3 separate regions of the Homo sapiens genome follow, and all the other regions are linked to region 1. A link is a contact called in ENCODE Hi-C or POLR2A ChIA-PET data. All regions are on one chromosome and are shown on one strand. Each heading gives the region's core, a stretch centred on a gene start or an enhancer-like site at or near the end of the contact. The rest is flanking DNA. Distances are from core to core; before and after follow the strand shown.

Region 1 (3,615 bases), core at 1,001-3,500:
GCTGCTTATCCTGTCTGAAAGCAGGGGTTGGAGAAGGAGAATTTTCTTAGAATTTAACAACACAATCTGAGACTGAAATTCTTGACTGGAAATGCGGTTTTGTACATGCTTGGTGTCCCTCTGATGTCAGCATCTCCTGAGTGTGTATAATCTAGCCCCGCTGCCTCCTATTTTAAGGAATTCCTTCAGCCAGGGGTCAGCTGCTTTGTTGCTGCCTGGAAGCAGCTTATCTCAGAATGCTCTTTCTGTTTCAGGTCTCTGTTCTAGGATGTCCCGACCCAGTGGTGCATGAGATCGCCTATCAGTACGGAAAAAATGTAGGAATAGCTTTTCAGGTTAGTATGCTTTTTATTTGTAAGAATGGTGGCGTAGTGATACAGTCAGCATTCTCCCCTAGTGTGTAATCGTCAAAATAGTAAGAACGATGGCAGCAGTGTTGGCATGGCGGTGCTCCTTACATCCCATTTTTCCTTTTGCCAGCTAATAGATGATGTATTGGACTTCACCTCGTGTTCTGACCAGATGGGCAAACCAACATCAGCTGATCTGAAGCTCGGGTTAGCCACTGGTCCTGTCCTGTTTGCCTGTCAGCAGGTAGGTTTTACAAACTCCCTTTGACACATCACTGCATAGCCCCACAGAACTGATGTCCCGCGGCACAGCTGATGGGAAGATTGCATAAAGGAATAGATGGGAAGGCATTCAGATAAGAGATCACAGGTCTGCATTTGATCCTGGCTGAGTGAGATGTTGGGGCTGGTCATTTCACCTTGCTAAGACTGTTTCCTTATCTGTGAAATTGAGAAGATCACCTTTCTCCCAGGGTGGTTGTGAGGATTAGCTAAGATCCTATTTGAGATCTTTGTGTCTTGTGGTGTGCCATAGGCATTTGAGGTAGCATCGTGATTATTTCCATATATTTTGGCCACTGGCAAAGTGAACGGTTTCTAAGTCTTGATTATAGGACTGGACTTTGGTGGTCCTCAGAGCCCCTTAAAAGGCATAGGAAGCATCAAGGGCCTCCAAGCATAAGAAATTCTCCGGTTCTAGAAGTTTAATGAGACTCTGCTGCTCTGAGAGAGGCTTTAGAACCTCGGCCATTGCCTCAAAATGTCAGGAAGTCAGTGGAGTGCAGTAGACCCACATAGTTCCTTCTTTCTCCGGATTGAGGGACTGAGTCCCCCTTAATGTGAATGAAAGGCTTAGGAAGCTTCAAAGATGTTCCCTCGACTGACAAAGCAGACATTCTCACAGCCTCCTCCAGACCCTGCCACATGGCTTGTGGCTGTACTGAATGTTACTTGAAATAAGTGAGACATTAGCTGGTGTTGGAACATCTCGTTAATAGATTTTCATCTTAGTAGTATTTAATTTGTTATGTTGCAAAGCAGTAAGATGTTCATCACCGTGCCATGAAATTCAACATTAGCTCTTTGGTGTAAAATTATAGTAACTTTTGGTCTTTCAGAGATTTTGCCTCTATTCTGTCTTCACGTTTACAAAGGTCAGTCATGTCCTCCATAAAATTCAGTGATTCCACTGTGATACAGAAACCACGGCCCTTGCTTTTGGTGGGTTTCTGATTGGAGAGAGGAAAGGTCATCTTTCACCCACTATCTAGCATAGCCATTGGCAGCATGATTCTTCCCAGGGGAGGCTGACGTTCTGGGTGGCTGGACCAGGCTACTTTGGCAGCTTGCTAAGGCTATGAATGGAGATGTTGGGGTACTCGGTAGGAACACCCACCCTCATTATTACAAGGCTTCCATCCTCTCAAACTTTGGAGGCTGAGGTAAGAAGTGAAAGGTATGCTGTAAATAGGTCCTCTCTCCCAATGAGGCTTACTTGCCAGCCCAAAATCAAAGAGTATAATACATGTGCCCAGTTTTGACAAAAATTTATAAAACCTCCTTTTGTACATTAAGGCAAGAGTGAGGAACATTTGAGCCATGTAGGTGTTATGCTGGGGATTAGAAAAATGAGGCACTGGCTACCAGTAACCTATATAACTGCGAACATTACTTCTCAGATACTTGTTAGTAAACATGAGTGAAGGAAAGCAAGATGGACTGAGTGTGCTGAAATCCAGCTAGCTTGGTAAAGATTCCTTTACCTAGGCTCAGATTATCAGGATAAAAGGAAAAAGCCTTTTTCCCTGGAGAAGTCTATGAGAAAGTTTTGGTTGCTCTATTTGTAAAAATCTTCAAATTGTTAAGTACTTGTTATGAACCCCAGGATACTAAGTTACCGGTTGAGTCCTACTTAAACCTTAAGGTGACTGGGTGAGAGGAGGCTGGCCTCTTCGGACTGTGTTTCACTCTGAATATATTTCAGAAGAAACTAACTTACTTTCCCCTACACACACAAAGGAGTAATGGCTATCTCTGCTTTCATATATAGTGGGGGAAAGGGGAAATGGACCTCTGCATAGTATCTGTCAGTAATCTACAAGAGACTGAAAAATGCTGGTTAGGCGGTGGCTCATGCCTGTAATCCCAGCACTTTGGGAGGCTGAGGCAGTTGGATTATGAGGTCAGGAGTTCAAGACCAGCCTGACCAATATGGTGGAAACCCCGTCTCTACTAAAAATACAAAAATTAGCCGGGCCTGGTGGTGCATGCCTGTAATCCCAGCTACTCGGGAGGCCAAGGAAGGAGAATCCTTGAACCTGGGAGGCAGAGGTTGCAGTGAGCCGAGACTGCACTCCAGCCTGGGTGACAGAGTGAGACTCCGTCTCAAAAAAAAAAAAAAAAAAAAAAAAAAAAAGGCTGGTTAAAAAAAGCAAGCAAAAGGAAAAAAAAAGATTACTGTACCCGAAGCCATGGTTTTATGTGTGCTTTGCTGGGAAATCCCAGTCATGAGGCACCTACTCATGCTCACCAGACAGCAGTGTTCTCATCTGCCCATAAGGCAGTGAGTTGAAAAGGCACATTGCAGCCTCAGAAAAGGGAACACAGAATGGAGTCCAAGCAGGAAGTGACTCTGGACAGGACTCATTTCAAAAGTAGACTGATGTTTCTGTCTTGTGGCACATGGGCCAGAAGTTAGCCAAGTATGTATTTATAAGTTGCCTTCTAATAAAACAGCAAGGTTAGGCTCTTTTGTGGAATACACTGTAAAACAAGAGATTCTTAGCAAGAAATGTGTCAAAAGATATATGGGACTAAGATTAATTCAGGTAAAAACAAGTTCCAAAAATAACGTAAGAATATGCAATATCTCCACTTAATGAAAATGTGTTTTTAGTTTACAAAGGATTCTTTCATACATTATCTCTAATCTCACAACTCCTCTTTGTGGTAGATATTATGGTGTTTATTCTGCAAGTAAGAAACTGATGCCCAAACCTCGCCAAAATTAAACATCTGGTAAATGGCACAGCAGGGAACTGAACAAGTCTAAGACCAGTATTCATTTTATTACATCATACATAGTGTTATTGCCACTGGTAATGCTGAGAAGTTAGTAGCTATGATACCACACAGGCCTTCCCACAGAGCAGGTAACTAACCCACCTGGGCACTGACGATACTCAAAGAATCATCTCTGTGTCATGTCTTTGCTATTGTAAACAACATACCTACTTGGTGGAGTAGTTCTAAGACGTCTGTAATC
Region 2 (3,624 bases), core at 73-2,572, 280 kb before region 1:
GTATTAGCTGAAAAAATGGAAACAACCCAAATGTCCATCAACTAATAAAAAGAAATGAAGTGTCAGCACATATTACATTTTGGATTGAACTTTGAACACATTAAGTGAAAGAAGCCAGACACAAAAGACCACATTAATGTATCATCCCATTGATAGGAAATGTCCAGAATAGGCAGCTTTATATAGAGAGGAAGTAGAATAATGATTGCTAAGGGATGGGGAGAGGAGGAGTGAACGGATACAGGGTTTCTTTTATAGGAGAAGAAAATGTTCTAAAATTAGATTGTGGTGATGGTTGCACAACCCTGTGAATATGCCAGAACCATTGAATTATACACTTTAAATAGGTGGATTGTTTCATTTCACCTGCATGCAAGGAGCTGCTCTATCCACGGGAAAATGGATGCACTAGGTGCAATTTGCACTCTGGGTTCAGTACATTAAGTGAAAGCCTTTGGTGTGCCTAGGAATTATAGGGAAAATAGCAGTGATAGCAGCGGAGTAGATTTTAGGAGAGAACAGGATGGATGTCTGAAAGATGAGGTTGGAGGGGTTGATGCGGGTTGGACTATGGAAAAATTTAAAAGCCACCTTATGGAGTTTATATTAAATCCTATGGACAGTAGAGAGCCACTGAAAAGTTTTGCTACTTGAAAGAATATGACAGAACTGGGTTTTAAGAAGAAAACTCTGGTGGCATTATAGAAGCTGATTTAAGAAGCAGAGACTGTGGCGAGCATCTGTATTCCCAGCTACTCAGGAGGCTGAGGTGGGAGGATGGCTTTTGTCCAGGAGGTTGAGACTGCGATGAGCCGTGATCATGCCACCGCACTCCAGCCTGGGTGACAGAGCAAGAACCTGTCTAAAAAAAAAAAAAAAAAAAAAGGAGAGACTGTTTGAGCCTGTGTAGGCATATGAAAAATAATTACAAAAGAAAAGAAGGAGAGATTGGAGATAGGAAGATGAAAAGTAAGCTGGGGGCAGAATCCTGATAAGATGTGGAAGACCTGTACTAGGATGGTAGCTGGGGAAAGTGTGGGACAAGTTCAAGGGCATTAGAAAGGCTAAACTGACCAGACAAACTGATCATATTTGGGACTTCCAGAATAGGTGATGCTTCTGAGAAGATTGGCTTAGTGAAGGTTATTGGGCTATAGGTCAAGATAAATGTAGGCTGGTTTTTTGGGTGTTTGTTTCTTTAGCAAGAGAGGGATACTATCTGAAAAGAGGAGTCCTTGTGTCCAAGTGGCTCCTTTTAGACACTCACAGCACAGGAGCTAGGCTGTGCTTGGTCATTGCAGATGTTCATAGCCATCAAGTCAGCCCACCTGTGTTTCTTCTCCGAGCCTTGTCTTCCCTTTCTCTGGTCTGCTTTTTCAAATTCTAATGTACGCTTCTTTTTCAGTTCCCCAATTTCTGGTAACTATCGCATTTGAATTTTTCTTTTTTAAGAGACAGGGTCTAACTCTGCTGCCAGGCTGGTCTTGAACTCTTGGCCTCAAGCAATCCTCCTGCCTCCGCCTTCCAAAGTGCCAGGATTACAGGTATCAGCCACTGTGCCTGGCCTCACCTTTGATTTTGGTATCCTTTACCCAGACATCCAGTCGCAGCCTCACTTCACTGCACTGTTCAACTCCTAACTCAGTATCTGATTTTCATCCAGGGTTTCTCTGTGCTGACTTTGTCCCCAGTTCCCAAGATAACATCTGGCTTAGATCTCCCTATACCAAAACCTATACTGGTAAGCCAGGGGACCTGGGAACAGGCTGAAGAGGAGGCTGGAAGGAGGCCATGTTGCATTTAAACCACCGGTAGGGCTGCCTGGTGGAAATGCTCTCTATGCAATGGGAAGTATAATTGCAGGGCTTAAAAATGAGGAGGGAGAGGAAGACACAGATAAGTATGAGTTTTCTGCTTCCCTCTGAAGCAATATCTATAGAGATTAGATAACAGGAATAAGTATAATACCAAACAAAGATCAGGGAAGATTTATCCTAAAGATAATCTGGATCATAGCTACAATGACTAAATTATTTGCTCTGAAAGGGTAAACTTGTTACCACCATTCCTTCAGAAAACACTTAAAGCTGGGTCTTTATTGGTATTTATGAAATCTGGATATTTTTATGGCCTGACTAATACCTTTGTCAAGCCCTTGGACAGCAGAGAAGTTGTATGGAGCCGAAAGTGCAAGGACTTAATGAATGATTTCTTGAAAGTATTACTGAAACTCTCTGGATGTGGTGTCTCATGCCTGTAATCTCCGCACTTTGGGAGGCCAAGGTCGGTGGATCACTTGAGGTCAGGAGTTTGAGACTAGCTGGACCAACACGGTGAAACCGCGTCTCTATTGAAAATATAAAAATTAGCTGAGCGAGGTGGCATGCACCCTTAGTCCCAGCTACTTGGAAGGCTGAGGTGGGAAAGTCGCTTGAACCTAGGAGGCGGAGGTTGCAGTGAGCCAAGATCTTGCCGTTGCACTCCAGCCTGGGTGACCAAGCAAGACTCTGTCGAAAGGAAGGAAGGAAGGTAGGAAAAGGGAAGGAAGGAAGGAAGGGAGGGAGGGATGGAGGGAGGGAGAGAGGGATTACTGAAAGTTTTTCTGGAAAGATCCATGAACACCTGACCAAAAAATTAACAAAGCTAATTTTCCAGTATCACTTTTTTCTCTCAGTGTCTACATCATAACAAACCTAAGTTGTATCTTAATACATTATTTGCCTTTTATATCAGAGCATCACTGGACCATTGTAAGGCAGTAGTAATAAGTTATTAATGATAAAATAGGTAACAAACAAAGACTATAATATGCTATCATCAAAAAATTAAGGCCATATTTCACTTCATGTTTTAGATTCTGGTAGGATTTTAAAGCACCAAATTCTTTGATATTTTTGAATATACTTTCACTAATTCTATTATTATCTACTTTATTCTTATTTACTGTTCTGTTTTAATTATTGTCTGCTTTCATTACTTTTTTCTCCAAAATTTCCTCTGAATTTGACTTTAATTAAATTGTGTATAAGTGTGTATTTTCTTTACTGTGGTTATTTTCTTTTCTTTTCTTTTATTATTATTATACTTTGAGTTTTAGGGTACATGTGCACAATGTGCAGGTTAGTTACATATATATACATGTGCCATGCTGGTGTGCTGCACCCATTAACTTGTCATTTAGCATTAGGTATATCTCCTAATGCTATCCCTCCCCCCTCCCCCCACCCCACAACAGTCCCCAGAGTGTGATGTTCCCCTTCCTGTGTCCATGTGTTCTCATTGTTCAATTCCCACCTATGAGTGAGAACATGCGGTGTTTGGTTTTTTGTCCTTGTGACAGTTTACTGAGAATGATGATTTCCAATTTCATCCATGTCCCTACAAAGGACATGAACTCATCATTTTTTATGGCTGCATAGTATTCCATGGTGTATATGTGCCACATTTTCTTAATCCAGTCTCTCATTGTTGGACATTTGGGTCGGTTCCAAGTTTTGCTATTGTGAATAGTGCCGCAATAAACATACGTGTCATGTGTCTTTATAGCAGCATGATTTATAGTCCTTTGGGTATATACCCAGTAATGGGATGGCTGGGTCAAATGGTATTTCTAGTTCTAGATCC
Region 3 (3,620 bases), core at 309-2,808, 360 kb after region 1:
CCAAAGTATATCCTCACATGCCAATACACTTCTGTATCTATTGCCACTTTCTTTTCTTTCTTTCTTTTTTTTGAGACAGAGTTTTGCTCTTGTTGCCCAGGCTGGAGTGCAATGGCACGATCTTGGCTCACTGCAACCTCTGCCTCCCAGGTTCAAGCGATTCTCCTGCCTCAGTCTTCGGAGTAGCTGAGATTACAGGCTCCCACCACCATGCCTAGCTAATTTTTGTATTTTTAGTAGAGACGGGGTTTCACCATGTTGGCCAAGCTGGTCTCGAACTTCTGACCTCAGGATATCCGCTTGCCTTGGTCTCCTAAAATGCTGGGTTTACAGGCGCGAGCCACCACGCCTGGCCTCTACTGCCACTTTCAATGGTCACATATTATCATGCACTGACATTTATTCACAAAATCCATTCTATGGGTTCTCCTTAATACACTGCTTAAGCAATGCTGAGAAAAACAAATTACTTGTATATCTATTTCCTAAAGGCATTTTATTTCTTTTTCTTTTTGAAAGATAGGGTCTTGCTCTGTTGTCACTGACATACCTCACTGCAGCCTAGAACTCCTGGGCTCAAGTGATGCTCCTGCCTCAGCCTTCCAAGTAGCTGAGACTATTAGAGTTGGGGGGGGGGGTCTCGCTATAATGCCCAGGCTGGCCTTGAACTCCTGGCCTCAAGCAATCCTCCCGCCTCAGCCTCCCGAAGTGCTGTGATTACAGGCGCGAGCCACCGCGCCTGACGAATAACAGATTTTATAGAAATAATTTTTAACCCAGAAGTTGCTATATTATGGAAACTGCTTATCTCATTATGCACCTTTCCATAAGTGTATGACATTGTATCTTAAATGTGTACATTAAAAATAAAACGCTGTACGTGCTTTTGTTCGTTAATTCACTTTAAAATTGTCACTTAAGTGCTCTCTAAGGGATTTCGGGGGGATCGGAAACCAGCTAGAGTTCTGTTTTTGTTTTTCTGCTCAGAAAGGCGGCCTGGGCGCTGGAGCCCTGCAAGGTGTCACCGTCCCAGGGGCTACGGAGCCCGCGGGAGGCTGATCCAGGCCCTGGGTGGCTCCCACAAAAGGGGCCCCTCTTCCTGCCCGCCTACTCCAGTGGCACTCAGTCCGGGCTTGCGACGCCTATTACCTGTTCATCTTGTCTCTATCGTTCAAGCCATTCTTCCTGAGCAAAAGGATCTGCTGCACTTTCGCCACATTACCCGCGCTGGCAGCTTTGTGGATCTTGCCGAGATCTCGGTCTCGGACGTGGTAGCCGGGCTGCGAGTAGGCGCCCTCCCCCGGCTCGCCCCCGCCTCCCGCGCTGCTCCTCTGCCGCCGCGCGAAGGAGCCCAAGGGCGACTCGCCCTTCTTACTAAAAATCTTCTTCATGGCCCAGGCGACCGGGCTTCAGAGACACCTCATGTCTCTCTCGGCTCTTAACGGCCTCCGGAGCCCAACATAACAAGTCAGCCCCGGCTGGCCGCAGCCTCCCAAAGGAAACTCCGCGGTTTCCAATCTCTCCCTCCGGGTTACCAAGCAAGCGATCCCGCTAGACACAAGTGCGCATGCGCACCTCAGATGGCAAGGTCCACGCGCGTGCGCACGAAGGCCCAGTGGTCAAGTGTGCTCCATGCGCATGTGCAAGGCCCAGACCTCGCAAATCTCGGCGACTGGGACGAGCCCTGCGTTCCTGTCAAACAAATGTCGGTGGGAGTCTGGCTGAGTGTTCAGGACGTTTGCGAAAAGAAGCCTCGCGCCTGTGGGGAAGCAGCCTTTACGCATGACTGGGACTGGAGTAGCGTGGAGTTTTAAGATGCTGAAAGCCTCTTCTCCGAGAAAACTCCCCTAAGAAACTCTCTGAATCTCCCTATCTCTCAGTTTATTCCCCTTCCATGTCCCTTTGGGTGCCATCTGGTCTCCATGAGAACTTAACAGATGCAACAACAGAGGGCACAGGATTTCGGAGATCGTGGCATATGTGTCAAGTGCAGAGGGCACAGGATTTCGGAGATCGTGGCAATATGTGTCAAGTGCAAACTTACGAGGAGAAACCAATGCACATTCTCCAGAAGAAATGAGAACGCATTTCTGCATGCCTCCTTCCCCCACCCCTCTGCCTTTGGCCCAGCCTTATGTTTTATTTTTTGCTTTTGATTTTCCAAGGTTACATCTCTTTCTTCTTTTTTTTTTTTTTTTCCCCAACAGAGTCTCGCTTTGTCGCCCAGACTGTAGTGCAGTGGTGCAATCACGGCTCACTGCAGTCTCCACCTCCTGGGCTCAACGATACTCCCACCTCAGCCTCCTGAGTGAGTAGCTGAGACTACAGACGCAAGCCACCACGCCCGGCTATTTTTGCATTTTTTGTAGAGACAGGGTCTCACCATGTTGCCCAGGCTGGTCTCCGACTCCAGGGCTCAAATGATGCTCCCATCTCAGCCTCCCAAAGTGCTGGGATTACAGGTGTGAACCACCACGCCCAGCCTAGATTGAATAATTTGACAACAAATTGGAATTAGCAACGCAGACGTCAAGTGGAGTCTCAGCAGAAATTGCTGCTGGAATGCACCTCCATAGCTCTGGACAGCTCTAGGGTCCCTTGTGGAGGAGGTGGCTGGCCCCAGAACAGGCGTCTTTATTGCCAAGTGAGAAATGAGCAAAAACAAAACAACACTTCTCAGGCCTCTCCAGCTTAGCTAGATCAAATGGTTTTGATGTGGGAGAGTGGTTTCCACTATCGTCACCAAGAATTTTCCTCCTACACTACCCCAGCTAGAAAGTTATGTTGTCTCCTCAACACTCCCCAAGGTGATCTATGAAGCTAGTCAAGTCCCAGCACTTTAGGAGGCCGAGGTGGGTGGATTACCTGAGGTCAGGAGTTCGAGACCAGGCCAACGTGGTGAAACCCCGTCTCTACTAAAAATACAAAAATTAGCTGGGTGTGGTGGTGCATGCCTGTAGTCCCAGCTACTCGGGAGGCTGAGGCAGGAGAAACACTTGAACCTGGGAGGCAGAGGTTCACACCACTGCCTCTGGAGTGGAGACTCTTGGATGGAGACCACGACTCTCTCTCAAAAAACAAAAACAAAAACAAACAAAAAATACTCAAGTGTGGAGAACACTGACTCTGAACAGAGGACTCTGACATTTCCTAATGCAGCCTGAAATTAAGGCCAAAGACATTACCAGTCTGGATGGATATAGGAATCACACACCACTCTCCAGGTAAGTTGTAGAGATTTGGTTGACTATAGTGTTTTTGTATAGACCAGAGATACCCAAGGACTATATGTTAGGCCAGCTCTGAGGTGTTGAATTCATCAGCCAAATGCTGGATCCCCAAAAAGTTTCTTGGAGTTCATTGAAAGCTAAGATCTCCCATTCATATGGAAATTAATTTCAGATCCAGAGCAGACACCCTCTAGAAAGTTGTCACTTGGAACTCCCATGCCTATCTAAGGCTAAAGTAATGCCCTGGTTCAGTTTTCCTATACCCTCATTTAATAATTATGTCAATGAAATTAATGTGTTAGGGGAATATTTGTTTTATAGTGAAAATCAACTGAGATATGAATGCCTTAGCAAATCCCTTAGATAAAGCTCTTTTTTTTTTTTTTTTTG

The links. Hi-C counts contacts between places; a loop is a spot of excess contacts on that map. ChIA-PET counts read pairs that join two places held with the same protein, here RNA polymerase II (POLR2A). Pooled maps may share reads with other maps.
Region 2: a pooled map shows a loop between it and region 1 (2.9-fold over the local background). The contact joins two enhancer-like sites. A Hi-C loop is called at or near these places in 7 of 37 single-sample maps with no recorded cell type and 11 of 50 pooled maps.
Region 3: a map of naive thymus-derived CD4-positive, alpha-beta T cell shows a loop between it and region 1 (2.2-fold over the local background). The contact joins the promoter of ANKRD26 here to the enhancer-like site in region 1. A Hi-C loop is called at or near these places in 2 of 168 maps with a recorded cell type or tissue (colonic mucosa and naive thymus-derived CD4-positive, alpha-beta T cell), 2 of 37 single-sample maps with no recorded cell type and 14 of 50 pooled maps. POLR2A ChIA-PET finds 5 or more read pairs at or near these places in 1 of 52 experiments (activated T-cell).

The regions. Positions count from the first base shown.
Region 1 is chr10:26,734,986-26,738,600 of GRCh38, forward strand. It overlaps PDSS1 (decaprenyl diphosphate synthase subunit 1), which reads left to right. Exons shown (of 12, transcript NM_014317.5): 9 at 255-335; 10 at 481-594. Among named protein-coding and RNA genes, the nearest start is that of PDSS1, 39 kb to the left of the region's middle. Within about 2 kb of position 2,251, at least 7 of the 41 ENCODE cell types and tissues checked have a DNase peak (open chromatin) inside an H3K27ac peak, as active enhancers do.
Region 2 is chr10:26,455,874-26,459,497 of GRCh38, forward strand. The region is part of intron 2 of APBB1IP (amyloid beta precursor protein binding family B member 1 interacting protein); the gene reads left to right. Among named protein-coding and RNA genes, the nearest start is that of APBB1IP, 19 kb to the left of the region's middle. Within about 2 kb of position 1,323, at least 3 of the 41 ENCODE cell types and tissues checked have a DNase peak (open chromatin) inside an H3K27ac peak, as active enhancers do.
Region 3 is chr10:27,098,936-27,102,555 of GRCh38, forward strand. ANKRD26 (ankyrin repeat domain containing 26) reads right to left here and starts at 1,559. Exons shown (of 34, transcript NM_014915.3): 1 at 1,150-1,559. The coding sequence starts at 1,391. RefSeq lists an enhancer at 996-1,055 and a silencer at 1,226-1,405.